2 separate regions of the Homo sapiens genome follow, and region 1 is linked to region 2. Evidence: chromatin loops called from intact Hi-C (ENCODE). Cell type or tissue: dorsolateral prefrontal cortex. All regions are shown on one strand.

The links. Hi-C counts contacts between places; a loop is a spot of excess contacts. Peaks named below come from ENCODE experiments on the same cell type or tissue, not always from the same donor. Only the 100,000 strongest peaks of a DNase experiment are listed, where the experiment ranks them.
Region 1: it touches region 2 in a loop (7-fold over the local background); 50 of 110 quality-filtered maps call a loop at or near these places.

Annotation. Positions count from the first base shown.
Region 1 is chr1:5,511,617-5,519,616 of GRCh38, reverse strand. No RefSeq gene overlaps it. Among named protein-coding and RNA genes, the nearest start is that of MIR4689, 350 kb to the left of the region's middle. In dorsolateral prefrontal cortex, CTCF peaks have their summits at 4,666 and 4,871; a DNase peak (open chromatin) is centred at 4,856.
Region 2 is chr1:5,971,598-5,979,597 of GRCh38, reverse strand. It overlaps NPHP4 (nephrocystin 4), which reads left to right. Exons shown (of 30, transcript NM_015102.5): 3 at 1,185-1,328. Among named protein-coding and RNA genes, the nearest start is that of NPHP4, 17 kb to the left of the region's middle. RefSeq lists an enhancer at 7,482-7,981. In dorsolateral prefrontal cortex, CTCF peaks have their summits at 4,238 (motif pointing right), 5,445 and 5,646 (motif pointing right); DNase peaks (open chromatin) are centred at 4,247 and 5,657; H3K27ac peaks cover 2,891 bases.

The DNA.
Region 1 (8,000 bases), 460 kb after region 2:
CCCACAATGGTAGATCCACTCACAGCTTGCACCGTGCATCTGGAAAAGCTGCAGACACTCAATGCCAGCCCGTGAAAGCAGCCAGGAGGGGGGCTGTACCCTGCAAAGCCACAGGGATGGAGCTGCCCAAGGCCATGGGAGCCCACTTCTTGTATCAGCATGACCTAGATGCGAGACCTGGAGTCAAGGGAGATCATTTTGGAGCTTTAAGATATGACTGACCTACTGGATTTCTGACTTGCATAGGACCTGTAGTCCCTTTGTTTTGGCCAATTTCTCCCATTCATGATGAGTGTATTTACCCAATGCCTGTATCCTCATTGTATCTAGGAAGTAACTAACTTGCTTTTGATTTTACAGGCTCATAGGCAGAAGGGACTTGCCTTGTCTCAGATGAGACTTTAGACTGTGGACTTTTGAGTTAATGCTGAAATGAGTTAAGACTTTGGGGGACTGTTGGGAAGGCATGATTGGTTTTGAAATGTGAGGACATGAGATTTGGGTGGGGCCAGGTGTAGAATGATATGATTTGACTGTGTCCCCACCCAAATCTCATCTTGAATTGTGGCTTCCATAATCCCCATGTGTTGTGGAAGAGACTTGGTGGGAGGTAATTGAATCATGGGGGTGGGTCTTTCCCATGCTGTTCTTGTGATAGTGAATAAGTCTCACAAGATCTGATGGTTTTATAGAGGATAGTTCCCCTGCACATGCTTTCTTGCCTGCCACCATGTAAGATGTGCCTTTGCTCCTAATTTGCCATCTGCCGTGATTGTGAGGCCTCTCCAGCCATGTGGAACTGTGAGTCCATTAAACTTCTTTTTCTTTATAAATTACCCAGTCTCGGGTATTTCTTCATAGGAATATGAGAATGAACTAATACACCAGCCCTGCCCACACTTTAATTTTGGACTTCCAGAGTGTCATGGGGGAAGGATGATTGGTGTGTTTGTGGGCGGGGGGGGGGGGGGCTGTGGGGGGAGGGGCCGGTAAAAGAATTTACCAAGACAATTGTAGGTCAAGGAAGGTAGATTTATTAGAGAAAGTAGGAAAATGCATTGCCAGAGAGACAATGGGCAAGTCAGCAGATGCTGACTGCAAAGAAACAAAGGCTTGCTGGAGATTGTATAGGATAGTGTTCACGCTGTCTGTTGACGAGGGCTTTGCGTGGTACTAATAACACCAAGTTTGCAGTGAGCCAGCTTGCAGGTGTGTCTAGTGATAGTTGGGCGCAGGAAGATTGTGAGTTATTTGTGCAGAAGGGCTACGTGTTCTGGACCATGGAAAGGCAGATGTATGGCTTATCTGCTTTCTCTTTTTGCTTTCCCTTGATTCTGCCTGCATGAGCCTTTTCCCTAATTCATACTCCACACAGAGTTCAGAACTGTAAGAAAACAAACCTCTTTTGTTTAACCTGCCCTGTCTATGATACTTTGCTATGCAGCCCAAGCTGAGGAATACACAGAGGAAACTTTCACAGCCACAGGGAGGGGGTCCTGGGAGAGGAGCCTCTGTGGCTGGGAACCCCCATCTGTCATACGCTAATCTGGAATAATGCAATTGTCAATCCACTTATGTGACATCTGTTTAGTTGATAATTCTTGGGGGTTGGCAGGTGGAGGAAGCAGTCACGAGTGGAAGGGAGGTTGGGGAGTGAGGAGGCACCTTATGAAAGGTGAGGATGAGGATGTGCAGAAAGGGATTCTGACCATGCCCAGAAGAAGAGTGCAGTCCTGGGGTCTTAGCCCCATTTTTCTTGAAAACGTTTTTTTGTGGGTAAATATTATGTTTCTTTATTACAAACCAAAGAAACATAATGACCTACAGTGAACAATAGTTAATTCTGGGTGGTGGATACTGGTGTTTGGCATATAGGTTCTCTATACTTTTCTATATTTATATCTCTTTAAAAAATCTTTTAAAATTTATTGTTACAAATAATTTGTATATTATGGGGTACGCTATGATGTTTTAATCTGTGTGTATGTTGTAGAAAGATTCAATCAAGCTAAATAACATAGTCATCCCTTTCACCAACTTATTTTTTTGTGGTGAGAATGTTAATCTATTCTTTTAGTAATTCTGAAATATGCAGTATGTTATTATTAACCATAGTCACCATGCGGTGCAATAGATCTCTAAAACTTAGTCCTCCAGTCTAACTGAGACTTTGTATCTTATATATATTAGGATACAAAGTGTTTTATTGTAGACAATTTCAAACATAAGCCCTGATGTGCTCATCACCAGCTACAAACATCATCAATGTATGAATGGCCAGCCCTGTTTTCCCTGAACCCCCACCTACTTCTGGCTCCTCCCTGGGATCATTGTGAAATGAATCCTAGGCTTTGTGTCATTTCATCCAACAATATTGGAGCATGTATCTCTAAAGGTGGTGAAGTTCTCTTGAAACAGCTAGGAAATCAGTATCCCAACCCAAATATTTTAACCACAATTCCTTAGTCTGAAGAATTTTAGCCCAAGCTACTGGTGAACTTTCCTCCCCTAGGAACATCGTTTGATTATTACCAAAGGGCAACCTCCTTGAGGGAGGAGAAGACAGCCCTCCCCTTCTCAGCCTCCCCCGCCCCTGCCCGCTGTGCTGAGCCCTTTACAATGCTATGGGTGACAAGGAATCTTTGATGATCCAAAATTGCGTAATGACCGTCCATCATGAACCTGGCTTGTCATGTCACCAGCTTGGCTGTGATCACCTATTTCAGGGCAGGGGCCCTGGTACATTAGCAAAATCTCGTAGAACCTTGTCCCTGATTGGTTCATCTCAGTTGCCACTCCGATGACCTTAACGCGGCATTTTTCACCTGGCAGTGCATTGGAGATGCGTGGAGAGGCTTAAAACCATGACACCCAGCCCCCACCCTGAGACCCTGATGACTGTGGCTTACAGAGGGGGCCTGGCAGCATCTCTTGGGGTGATTCTAATGGGAGCCAGGTGGAGGACGCTGGCTCCTGGCTTTTAACCACTGTGGACCACAGCCTCAGGCTTCTGTATCCATTCATGTGTGTGTGTGTGTGTGTGTGTGTGTGTGTGTGTGTGTGTGTGTGTGTTGTGGGGGAGAGGCGAGGCCGTGTCTAATCCAACTAAGTGAGGAGACATTAAATAATTTTTTATAAACTGTGTTTGTAAAAAGAACATAAATCTAGATCTTTTGAAGAAACAAATGCAGTGCTTTGTTATAAAACAACCACTGTTATATGTAAACAAACAAAATTTAATCCACTAGAGTTTACAAGACCAGTTTACTTTTGCAGAATAACTAACTTTTATACCAAAGATCAGACAAGATAGTGAGCATTTCCCAGCCTCTCATTACTTGTCAAGTACTAAGGCACCTGCAATCACCGTCTTTAATCCCTGCAACAACCCTATGGTGTGGGAGGTTTAATTACCCTCCACTTTACAGGTTGGGGGACTGAGGCCTGGAGAGGTTGCTAAGCTCACACAGCTAGTAAATGGCCCAGCCACGAAACAACTCAGGTGAGAGTAGGGAGGTGGCTTGAGGGGAAAGATGGGCTTTTGTTTTTGAGTAAGTATGCATCCTTTCAGCTGTTCTCTGTCTTACTGAAAGTATAACCCAGTCCCACACAGGTGGTGGGGGTGGGCTTCTGTTTGGTCCAGGAATTTGCCAGAGATTAGATGGGTGTTTACAGACTGGGATAGGGTAGAGAGTTCCTGATAACAGGGAGCAGACAGGTCAATTCAGAGTTTGTAGGAAGGGCACGGTCTTGGTTCAGGAAGAGCATCTATGGACGTGAAGACACAAAGGAACAGAGGCCAGCTTCCAGGGCACAGCCAGCAGACCGAGGCCAGCAACTGGGCTAAAGATAGATGACTGAGAGCCAAAGGATCTAGGGCTCCATGAACACAGGCTGGGGCGTGTAGCCGCTCTTGAGGGTGAGCTGCCATGAGATGCCTGGTGGGCCAGTGGCCACCCCCGAAGGTTCAGGGTGTGCCCTTTGGGCCATCAAAGGGATCAAGTAGAATTGTCATTGAGCCAGTTAGAGGGCCAAGGAGGCTCTGTTGAGACATCCTCTTCAGAGAAAGCAAATTGGTCATGCAAAGCACAGGTGAGCTGATGTAACAAGTGAAGTCCTGTGCTGTGGTCTGAGTATTTGTCCCCCAAAGCTCTTGTTGAAATTTGATCTCCACTGTTGGAGGCGAGGCCCGGTGGGAGGTGTTTGGGTCATGGGAGCGGGTCCCTCATGAAGGTTTTGGTGTTGTCCTCAAGGTAATGAGTGAGTTCTCCCTCTACTAGTTCCCATGAGAGCCGGTTGTAAGAAAGAGCGGGCAAACTTCCCCTGTCTCTCTTGTGTCTTCTCTCCCCTTGTGGCCTCTGCACACCTGGCTCCATTTTACCTTCCACCATGAGTGGAAGCAGCCTGAGGCTCTCACCAGATGCCCAATCTTGCCACCAGCAGAATCGTAAGTCAAATAAACTTTTTTTTTTTTTAATAAATTACTCAGCCTCAGGTATTCCTTTATAGAAATACAAACGGACTAAGACATCGTGCTTGGTGCAGGAATGGTCCAGGAGGTTTTTGACTCCAGGAAGGGACTCAGGCCAGGCTCTGGGCTTTGGATGTAAGCTCAGAGCTTACTTCCTCATTGACAAACAGTTAAGTCTATTTCGGAAACAGATATAACTTGTACCTGTGGTTTTACTAATCTCTTTATAATAGACAATATTTATAGTAATGACATGAATAATGCACATCGTTATTTTAATCAAAAGTTACACTGTTACAGAAAAAGCACATGAGACCGGAGTAGACGCTGAAATCTGGCTTTGTGAGCCCAGCCTCCTGCAAGGTCGGCCTGGGGGCCTGGCAGCTCTGCCGCCTCGCTGCGCCCCCGGTGGCCATTAGTGGAATTGCAGGCACTGCACCTGATAGGCACCAGCTGTGCAGAACTGCACTGAGATCATTTATATTCATCTAGCATTTGTGTAACTTTACTATCTCTCCTCTAGCTTTTAAACCCAGTTACTATTTCTTACTCGCTTCACTCACTCATTCTTTCATTCAACAACTATGGATGGGTTTTGTGCTTCAGGGTCTTGGTGATGGAACTCTGTTGGTGAAACAGACAACAGCCCGTCTCCATGGAACATACATTCCAGGGACCATAAAGGGAACAGAGCAGGCTTGTCCAAGGACCAGCCAGAGGTCCAAGCAGTGAGAGGACAAGAGCAGGAGGAACAGAGGTGCAAAGGAGGACTGAGAGGAGAGGAGTTCCTGTTTAAATCCACCCACAGAGGGAAGTCATTGTTGGCTTTAAGCCCAGTTGTGACCTGACACTCATTGCTTTGAGAATTCTGCATGGCCTGCTCTGCAGAGAATGGATGGTAGAGGGGGAGGCGGAAGAGGGAAATCCTATAGGAGGCTGCAGCAGACGGCTTTGGGCTAGGGTGGCCGCTGTGATGGAGAGGGAGGGGTGGATGGAGAGAAAACCTAGATGTGGAATGGCAGGTGCAGGATTGGATGCGGGAAGGGTAGGGGAGAAGCAGACTGGCTGTGCAGGTGCTCGGAGGAGGCAGGGAGACTGGGAGGGGTTGGGGGAGGGTGTGTCCCTTATGTTCTAAACACAAAGCCTGCCAGGCTTTTGGTTAATGTTTGAAAAAGAGAAGTGTCAGGCCTAAGAGGAGCGGCTGCTTTCTTGTGGTGTGTAAACAGAAGCCTCTTAGGAGGACTGAAATTTTGGAAGGGGTGGCATACTGTCTGTCAGACAAAAAGTTTGCTCAAGATCCTGAAACTGTGACCCTCAGGTGCTGCCAGGGCGGTCAGATCACTGGACCTGCAGGAAAAGACTGCTCACTGTCACATGCCCCTTATGGCCACCATGGAGCTACAGACACAGCCTCCCCCTCCAACAGCCTCCGGATGGCATGGGCTGCACTGGCCAGTGGTTGAGGCCTGAGGCTGCCGTTGGTGAGCTGAATTGGGCTTGGTGTACCATTCCCTGCACTGGGGCCTGAGTGAAGACCATACTTCCTTGGCTTCATCCCCAGGTCCACACCCTGTCCTTTGTGGTCTTACGGCTCCAATATGGAAATGAACCATGAGAAGAAGTGCCACAGGGACAAGAGGGACAATGGGGACAAGGCCACCCCAGGCAGATGGGACCCTTTCCAGCAGGGGCCAGCCCCCGACCATCCTGCACCTCCAGCCGATCAGCAGGGATGCTCACAGAGGGGGCCAGACATCATAAGAGCAGGGCTCTTGGAGCAGCCGGCGCCAGACAGCCCAGGACAGCTTCAGCCTTGTCCTTGCACCTTGCAGGGACCCAGAGCCCACCTGGATCCTGACCGCTTGTGTGTCTCATCCTCAGGGGCTGGCGGCGCAAGCTCTATGTCAGTTGGGTCCTCTGAGAAGCTGACGCCAAGCTGAGATGAGACATGCAGGGTAAAGGGAGGGGCAAGTGTCTAGGGTGGGGCTTGGGGCCATGACTGGCTTCTCTGCTCCAGGTCCTAGGAGGCCAACATCAAGTCATTGGCCAGCCTGGGCTCCTATCTGGAGGCTCTGAGGGAGGTTCTGTTTCCTTGCTCATAAGGGTTGTCGGTGGAATTCAATTCCTGGTGGCTGTAGGACTGAGGTCTGCCTCCTGGTTGGTTGTAGCCAGGCTTGTTCTCAGCTTCTAGAGGCCTCTTGCATTCCCCAGATCACAGCCCCCTTTCTCCATCCTTACAGCCAGCAATAGCAGGTTGAGTCCTTGACACTCTTTGAATCTTTCTAACCTCCCCTTCTGCTTCCCTTCTCCTGCTCCAGCCAGAGAAAGTTCTCTGCTTTTAAGGTCCTGTGAGATGAACTTGAGCCCACCCAGCTCATCCGGGATAATCTGTTTTAAAGCCCGTATCCTTAATTATACCTGCCAAGTCCCTTTTGCCATGTGCTGTACCATATTCACAGGTTCAGAAGGTGGGGACATCCTTAGGGGGACAGAATTCTGTCTACCACAAATGTAGAGCATGACCCTGGAGGCAGCATTTGCTTATTTATTGTGCAAATATTTATTGAGCATCTACTGCATGCCAAGTTCATGCCATGCTGAAAAGCATAGTCCTGTCTTTATAGGGTGCATAGTTGGGCACTAGGATGGTGGAAGAGAGAATGGAGGGCCCTCTGGAGATGACAAGTGCTCTGAACAAAGGCAGAAGTCTTGAGTCCAGCATGTGGCCCAGCTGGCACCTGCAGAGAGGAGGCAGGATGAGTGACCACAGGAGGATGGACTCACTATGGGGCTCAGCTGAATGGTGGAAGCTTCTGGGCCTGCTTTGCTGTGCAGGGCAGTTTTCATGGCCCCCACCTGATTTCAGACAGTTCTGCCTGGCATCAGAACTGGAAGGGACTTCAGAAGTTATTAAGTTCCAGTGTTTTCAAAAGAAACCTCCTTCAGGAGATATACGACATTTTTTTTTAAGAAGAGCAGCTTGGCTTGAAGCTGGGGGTTACAGAGAAGGTGTGGGGAGCCTCCTGCCTGAATGGCAGGAGTGGGGGAGTGGGGACAGACCACCATCCATGAGGCTTCTCAGCTGAAGCCCCGCACTCTTTAGGATGCAGTTTGAAAACTAAGGGAAATCGCGGCCTGGAGAGAAGAATTTTCTCAAGTTCATTCATCTACCTAAAAACAATCCAGACTCCTAGTTCAGCAGGGTGCTGATGACTCAATTATAACTTTTTATAGCTGGGGTGGGGTTGGAAAACCAATTTGTCTTCGTAAGATCACTTCCAGGCATTTAGAAATTCTGTATATAATGATGCTTCCCCCGCCCCACTACCAATTTTAATTACAATCTCCTTCTGCCTCTATTCCAAGAGTTAAAGATGTGGAACTCAGGAAATTCCTCACAAAATATTTTTGATGCTCTTTTTCTAAGAGCCTGGCTTGAAGAGATGATCTTCCTTTCTCTCTCTCCCTCCCTCCATTTCTCTCTTTCCCTCTCTCTCTCTCTCACACACACATGCGCACACACACAGCC
Region 2 (8,000 bases):
TGGCCAGACCTCCAGCCTGGGTGACAGACGAGACCCTTTTCTTAAAAACAAAAACAAAACACAGGTACTATAGCTAAATATAGTTCCTGCACTTCTCGCTGGCTCCTGGAGCACGTGTGCTCTCTTCCTCTCAGGACCTTTGAGTTTGCTGCTCCTCCTGCCTGGCTCCCTCTCCCCAAACTCCCTGTGGTTCTTCTCATGCCCCCCTTGTTCTCAGCTCAAGGATCATCTCAGAGAGCCTGCCCTGCCCTGCCCTGCCCCGCCCCACCCACCTCTCTCCCCGTTCTTCACCATGTAAGCCCTGTAAGGGCAGAGATTTTGTCTGTTCCTTGTTGTTTCCCTAGTGCCTGGAAATGTGCCTGGCAGAGAGTCAATGCGCAGAATAGATGTGTAAGTAACGTTTACTAAGTGAATAGGTGAAAGAAAGGTGGAGGACTCTTGTCTCAGGTAAGAACCTGTCACAGAAGAGAAAAGGCTAAAGCAATACTTGCTGTAAGTGGTAAAGCTCCGGGGCAGGGTCCTGCCTGTCTACACTCTGGCTGCCGCTCTGGGCAGGGTCCTGCCTGTCTACACTCTGGCTGCTTTGTTCTGTATTTGTAGCCATGATTTCTCAATTCTCAAAGATCTGCTTTTTGCTTTGCCAATGTCACCCCAAAATCTGGGAAGTTGAGGATTTAGTTTCTGGTTATATCAGGAAGGGCTCATTTGGTTGGAAATGATTAACAAACCCATCCAAAATGATTTACGTGAGAGGCGATTTGTTGACTCACAGCAAATCCACAGCCAGCATAAGCTTCAGGTGTGGCTTGAGCGAGGTCTCAGGTGATGTCCCCTGGACTTGTTCTCTCTCACCTGTTGGCTGCTGGGAGCCCTGGGCCTCATCCTGGCAGGCGCATGTGTCTCCTGTGGTCATGTCCTCTTGTGCGTCCTGGGCTCTGGCTGAGTCAGAAGCCTGTGTCTGTTCCAAGGGACTGCAGTCTTTCGTTGGCCAGGGGAGGGCCAAATGCTTTGGTTTATAACCCCACCAAGACCAGTAGCTGTGGGAGAGAGGTAGCCTCCCAATAAGGAAACCAGCGTGCTGATATCTGAGCGAGGTGGCCCCATATGCACCCACATGGCCTGCCAGTGACCTCCTGGCTCATGGTGCTCAGACTCTTGAGGGTCAATTCCCCGTTGTCTCCTAGGGCGTGCTGGAGGTACTGTCAGAGGTTGAATGCCATCTGCGAGTGTCTTTCTTTGATGTCACCTACCGGCACTTCTTTGGGAGGACGTGGAAAACCACAGTGAAGCCGACGAAGAGACCGCCGTCCAGGATCGTCTTTAATGAGGTGGGCCCTGGTGATGGTGGCAGGGGCTGCTCCAAGGCGGAGGGTGTGTGTGCGGGTGGTCCTGGGTGGCAGCCCAGAGACTGGGGCCTTGCCGAGACCTCACAGCGCGTCTCAGACTTGTGGGTCCAGGCAGCACAGAGCTTAGTCTAGCGGCAAGCGCTTTGTTACCAAACAAAATCTTATGTGGAAGCCAGTTGTCTTAAACAGATGAGAGAGCTCTGCTCTGCTCTGGTTGAAGGGTCAGGGGAATGGGGGTCTTGTCACCTTCAAGGAATCTTGGAGTTCTTGGGAATAAGTTGGGAAATGATTGACCTCATCTATGGCTGCTGCCACTACTGCTCCCTCTCCTCCTCTCCCCTCCCCTCTCCTTCCCCCTCCCCTCCCCCTCCCTTTCCCTTTCACCGTCCCCTTCCTTCCTTTCTTCCCTCCCTCCTGTATAGACAAACTAAGATTTAGTAAAGTGACTTGCCCAGGTAGCAGGTATCAGAGCCTGGACTCACACCTGTGCCTTCTGTCTTGAGACCGGCAGGTGGATGGGCACTGGTTGAGCAGCGTGTTTTCACTCAGGTGGTCTTGCGGCTGGCCACCCTGCGGGCCGGCATGCTCTGTCTCTGTGGTTCACTGCACAGCATACATTCCATTCAGCACCTGCTCTCTGCAGGGCATCATGCTAGGCTCAGGGTGATGATGGCGCTCACCTAACAGAACTGCAGACTGTTTCGGAGACGCACTGAGCAGGTAACAGAGTAATTGCAAGTTGTGTTAAATTCTCAGGAGGAGACCGATAGGAGAACGTGGAGACCAATAGGAGAACGTGGAGACCTGCTTTAGGTGGGTGACGAGGGAGGCCTCTCTGCGAAGCTGCTGATTAAGCTGGGACTTACAGGATGAGAAAGAAACTGACTCCGTGACAAGCAGGGACGAGGCTGCTTCAAGCAGAGCAGGGAGACCCAGGGGTGTTAGGACGAGAGGAGAGCCCAGGTTTGCTGACGGGTGGGGTTGGCAGGGTGGCCCCGTCGTGCCTTCTGGCTGGGTCCTACAGGGTCTTCTTAGGGACGCTGACGTTTGACTCTTAACAGCCGGCGATGTCATGGAGGCCTTTCCCATGCCTGGCTGCTGCTTCACAGCTGAACTCGAGTGGGGGGAGTTTGAGAGGGATGGTGTCTGAGCACGACGGGTGTGCAGCAGGGACAGTGTGGAGGCAACAGAGGTGATGAGAGGGTCTCAGCTGTCTTGGTTTGATCTTAGGTATATAGAAGGAGGCCCCAAGAGGCCTGGTATTGGGACAGTTTGTATGATGAGTAACAGTGGCGGTGACAGTGGCCGTCCTTTGAGACGTTACTCTAGGTAACCACTGCCCAGGTGTGCCTTTCCCATGGGGGCCTGCTCTGGCCAGTCAGCACCCCCACCTAGGGCCACGAGCTCGTTGCTCTCCGTACCCCACCATCACCCAGCGCTTGGATTATGTGTGTCTTGACATGGATGGGTCCTGACTCTTGCCCTTCCTCCCATGGGTAGTAGAGGGAGAGAATGACCCCAGAGGTCACGAAGCTTCAATAAAAAGCCTTGCTAGAGTGTATGTCTGGACAGCTAAGGATGTGTCTGACATTAAGGTTGTCAAACAGCTAATGCAAATACCTCTCAGAGGTCTCTCTGGCCAGCCGTGTCAGGAAAGGTTTCATGAGTGTGACTGCGGATGAACCCTTAGAGTGCTGTTTCAGCGCGGGCAGGGGGTCCCCTCGGGCCTGCGCTGTGGCAGGAGGCTCGCCATGAGTTCCCGGTGCTGGCAATGCCAGACCAACTGCTGGGGATAGAGCTGTTTAGCTTTAGCTTTCTCAGATGTGCACAGTGAGCCCCCCGAAACCTGGTGTTGTGACAGCCATGCGGCGGGTGGTGAAGTTAGCCATCCTTCACCGGGAGGCGCTTCCCGTGGCCAGGCATCGGCTCAGAAGCATGCCGTCATTTCATGCCTGTCATCCTCCTGTGGAGGTCAGTATCCTGTGTACCCATTTTAAAGAGGAGGACACTGAGGTGCATGGAGATGGAATAACTCCACCAGCTTATTCCCATGTGGCGGGTGGGGGTGGGAGCGACGGCCCTGTGCATCTGACGGCTCCACCTGCTGTGGCCTCCGTGACCTCCTGCTTCTGAGGAGCCCTGCATTTTGTTCTGAAGTGTTCTGTAGAATGCTGAGGGATGGAGTATGCTCTGAAACCAGGGATGCCTTGCAGTCACCGAGGTGCTGGGGCCAGTTCCCTCCTCCTCCCTCAACCCCTCTGACTTCAGCTCTCCCTTTAGAGAGGCTTCGGACCTTCCTAAGGATCCGTGCTGCGCAGGCCAGAAGCGGGGGCTTCCATCTCCCTACTCTCTGGGCTGTAGAATCCTGATCCCTGTAGAATTCCAGTCACATGGTAGGACGATCTTTGGAATGGATGCCTCTCTCTGCCCTTCTCGGGATTATGTTCATGCACTCCGAGGGCTTCCGTTGCGGCGGAAGTTGGGCAGCACTTGCATTTCACCACATCCTGGCAGCTGCGTGTCATGCTGCCTGTGCAGTTCACAATTCAGATGTGTTAGGGAGACTAGGAGCTGGTGGCTTTTCGGAGTCTGGAATACCTGTGCTGGTGGCTCCAAGGGCAGCCGACTGTGGGAGCCACGTGGCTCAGCCTTGGCCTGTCATCTGGGTGCGTCTCCTGTTGAGGCTGGGGATGGGCCCGGGGGACTAGTGGAACATAGTCCTTAAAACCTCTGGAAAAATCTGCACCCTTGGACTTGGAATCGCTGAAGAAGGGAATGCAGCAAGGACAGTGTGGTGTGGCCAGGGCACTTTCAGCTGTGAGGGTGATGCTGAAGCCCCCGTGCTATTCATGGAGCCTGCTGTCTGCAGCTGCTATGCCCCGTGTGGGCAGCAGAGGCCAGTGGTGCCCCAGGAATGAATCCCTCCTGCCAAGCTGTTGAGCAGCGTGTTCTGTACCAGGCAGTTTCCTCCATGTGCTTGGCATTCTCATACAGAGCAAAGGTTTTGTTCCAGCTTAGTTAACTAGTTATTTAACTGTGTGTGCAAACATGTGTGCACATCCATGTACACATGTATGTGCTCCCAAGTGTGGATGAAGCACCGAGTGCTCCCAGGAGTGGGCATTCTTAGGCATGAGGGTGTGGCAGCATGTTCGCACCCTGTCTGCTAATTGCTCTGTCTACACCCCTGTGGAAATAGAGGTTCGTAAAACACCCTTTGCCCTTTTTAGGGGTGATTCTGAGACTTGGCAGAGATCTTTCTCTGGCTTTACTAATTGCCTGTGTTTTTCTGGTCTTTGCCTATCAGCATTGGTTTGGGGGGATCTGCTTTGGGGTTGGTGAGCTGCCGGTAGCAGGGGACCGCATTTGGAGCGCCCGTGGCTGTCCAGCCCCCACGTGGTAGCGCATGGACCCTGCATGCTCAGGTTTTGTGGAGTGCCCATGTCACACATGACCCCGAGAGAGGGGGCTGTGGCATGATTTTGCAAACAACGATGTCCTGAAAGAGACTTGGAACACAGAAGGCTTGTCTTGATCCAGAGCTGGGTGGTTTTTTTTTTTTTTTTCTGCAAATGATGAATTATTTGCACTGGGCCCATATGCAGGAGAGCAGTCCCCAGACACGTCTCAGCTCTGAGCTCAGAATTCTGTGTTCTCTGAGACCTTTCCTGGTGGGGAGGAATTGCCTCCACTTCCTCTGAGCCAGCGAATCATTCATTCAACTTCTAAAAAAGTGTCTTTTAAAAAATAATGCTGGAGGCCACGGTCCTGTGCAGTTTCTCAGTTTTCTTTTTGAGGTGGACATACTTTTCCCTTGGATTCTTTCCTTAATGACTGTGTGTGGCCGGTGTAGTGTGACTGGCTTCTTTTCCCTCCTTTATTTATTTGGGGGGAGTTACTGGGCAGGAATCCTCGTGATTCTCCAGCAACAGCTTAAACCCCCATCAAGGGAATCTTTCCTCCCAGAGCGCACCAGCCCCAGTGTCGCCAAAGCAGCGGGGCAGTCACCTGCCCTGGTAGAGGGATGCAGGTGATTGGGTTGTGTCTCTTCCCGTCATCACAGCCATGAGAAAGCCCCTCTTGAGCGGCTCTTACTCGTCAGAGCAATGAGCGTGCTATAATTTCCCATTGAAAAGTGGATGCTGTCAAGGAGTATCAGCATAACCCACGTGAAACTCCTGCGAGCCCTTCCAGGGCCTGGATTCTTGGGCCTGGCTCTGGAGCTTGCAGGAAGCCCTGGCTGCAGAGCCCGATGGCTGCTCCTGTGCTCTTGCTGTTGCTCGGCAGAGGGCAGGCATGTCCTGAACATCATCACAACAAAAGCAAGAAGCTGGCTTCGTGTCCCAGCGAGCTGCTTCCACAGAGGGAGGCTCTATGGCTCTAGGAGGCCAACTCGGGCCCTGTGTGCCTGTCTGTTTGCAGCTGGGGAGGGCTGATTTCCTCTCTGGCACAATGGAAACCACTGCCGTAGTCTTGGAACCTGAAATGAGAGGATGAAAGAAAATGGTTTTCAGAAGGAGAAATGATTGGTCTCTGTGACGTTTCCAGTGTTTAATTGTACAGTGATTGAACTGTCAGTCATCTGGGGACAATGGAAAGCTGTAAGTTTGTCAATTTTGTTGTTGTGTGTTCACAGCAGCATAGTGTGGGATCTTTCTTTTCTAAGAGATGGGGTCTCACTATGTTGCCCAGGCTGGAGTGCAATGGTGCGATCATAGCTCATTGCAGCCTTGGACTCCTGGGCTCAAGTGATCCTCCCTCCTCAGCCTCCCAAGTAGCTGGGACTACAGGCATGCATCACCAGACCCAGCTAAATGTTTTTATTTTGGTAGAGCTGGGGTTAGATATTTCTTGCTTTGGGTTATAATCATGTCTGCTCACTTACTTTTCTAAGTAAGCCAAGGAGTTGCTCTTTAGGCCAGAGGGAGAACTGGCTTTCGCCATGGGCGTCGGAGTTGAGGTAGGATGGGCTAGTGTCCTACTCCATCACTGATCCCAGTGGGACTTCAGACAAGTGCTTTAAACTCCTTGATCCTAGAGGGTGAGGGATAAAAGACTACAAATTGAGGCCGGGTGCAGTGGCTCATGCCTGTAATCCCAGCACTTTGGGAGGCCCAGGTGGATGGATCACTTGAGATCAGGAATTTGAGACCAGCCTGGCCAACATGGTGAAACCCTGTCTCTACTAAAAATTTAAAGATTAGCTGGGCGTGGTGGCACACACGCGTAATCCCAGCTACTTGGGAGGCTGAGGCTAGAGAATCACCTGAGCTCGGCGGGTGGAGGTTGCAGTGAGCTGAGATTCACGCCACTGCACTCCAGCCTGGGTGATAGAGCAAGACTCTGTCAAAAAAAAGAAAAACCAAACAAAAAAAAACCCTACAAATTAGGTTCAGTGGATACTGCTCGGGTGATGGGTGCACCGTAATCTCACAGATCACCACTAAAGAGCTTCCTCATGTAACCAAATACCACCTGTTCCCCAAAAACCTATGAAAAAAAAGAAAGAAAGAAATTAAATTAATTTGCAAGAAAAAAATAAGCTCCTCCTGACTTGATTCATTTGCTCATGAGAGATAAAGAGTGTGCATCCCCTAAGTGCTGCTGGAGTATTTAGTCATGTGCTTTTCCATAAGCAGGGACCCAGTGGGCAGTAGTTTTTATTCAAGAAATGTTGGTTAAGGGTCTTCTGTGTGCCAGGCTGTGTTTAGGAGCTGGAAGTGCAGAGATGGATAAGATGTTGTATTATCCTTTCAGCCAGGATTAAAGTTTACATTTTTACTCCAAATGAGAGTTTCTCAACCTTGGCACTGCTGACATTGTGGGCTGGATAATTCGTGGGGCAGGGGGCTGTCCCTGTCCCTGTCATGATGCTTTGCTGTGGAAATCTGGGCTCCCCCGATCCCTGCTGTCTTTGAGGGGTAGTGTCTGGGAAGCCCTCCGAACCCGCAGTGTGAGTCTGAGCCAGAGGGTAGGAACTGCATGAAGTCTCTGCATTGTTTGCCTGGCTGAAGATATCCTGTTAAAGGCTTATTAAAACAGTTCTTTGGAAGGGACTCATTCTGTTCCTGCTCAGCTCCTCTCTGGCCTTGCTGCCCAGCGTTGTCTGAGGAGCCCATGTCATGCAGGTGCCAGGTCATGTGGCCGTGCCATGGGGGGTGCCCGGCTGCGGCCTCTTCATCCAGGCACATCGGCAGAGGCCCAATTCCACTTCCATCACTGCGGGTGAAAAATGGAAACTGGGCCCCGAGGCAAAATGGTGTCCGTGTTTTTGAAGATGAAGGCATTAAGACAGGAGCATTTAAATGATTTATTAATCTGTTTATGCTGTCAAGGAGGAAACTTGACCAGTGCAGATAAGTGAGCTGCGAGGCAGGGGTGACAGAGAGCCCGTCTCCCTCTGTCTCCAGTGACCTTGCCCTGCAGGCGATTTGATGGGCTTGACTTAACCTTTTAATAGTGCAGTTTCAGTTGATGTAGAGAATGTTCCTTTCCAAATGTATGGCAGTGGCGCTCGTTAAGTTTCCCTAGACTGAAGGATGTGTGTACAGGTATTCCTCAGCTGGGTGCTGCCTGGCTGAGTGAGGCGGGAATTGGGTGGTCAGGCACCGGTGACCTGGTCGAATATGACTTTGCTGGGGTGACCCGAGGGGT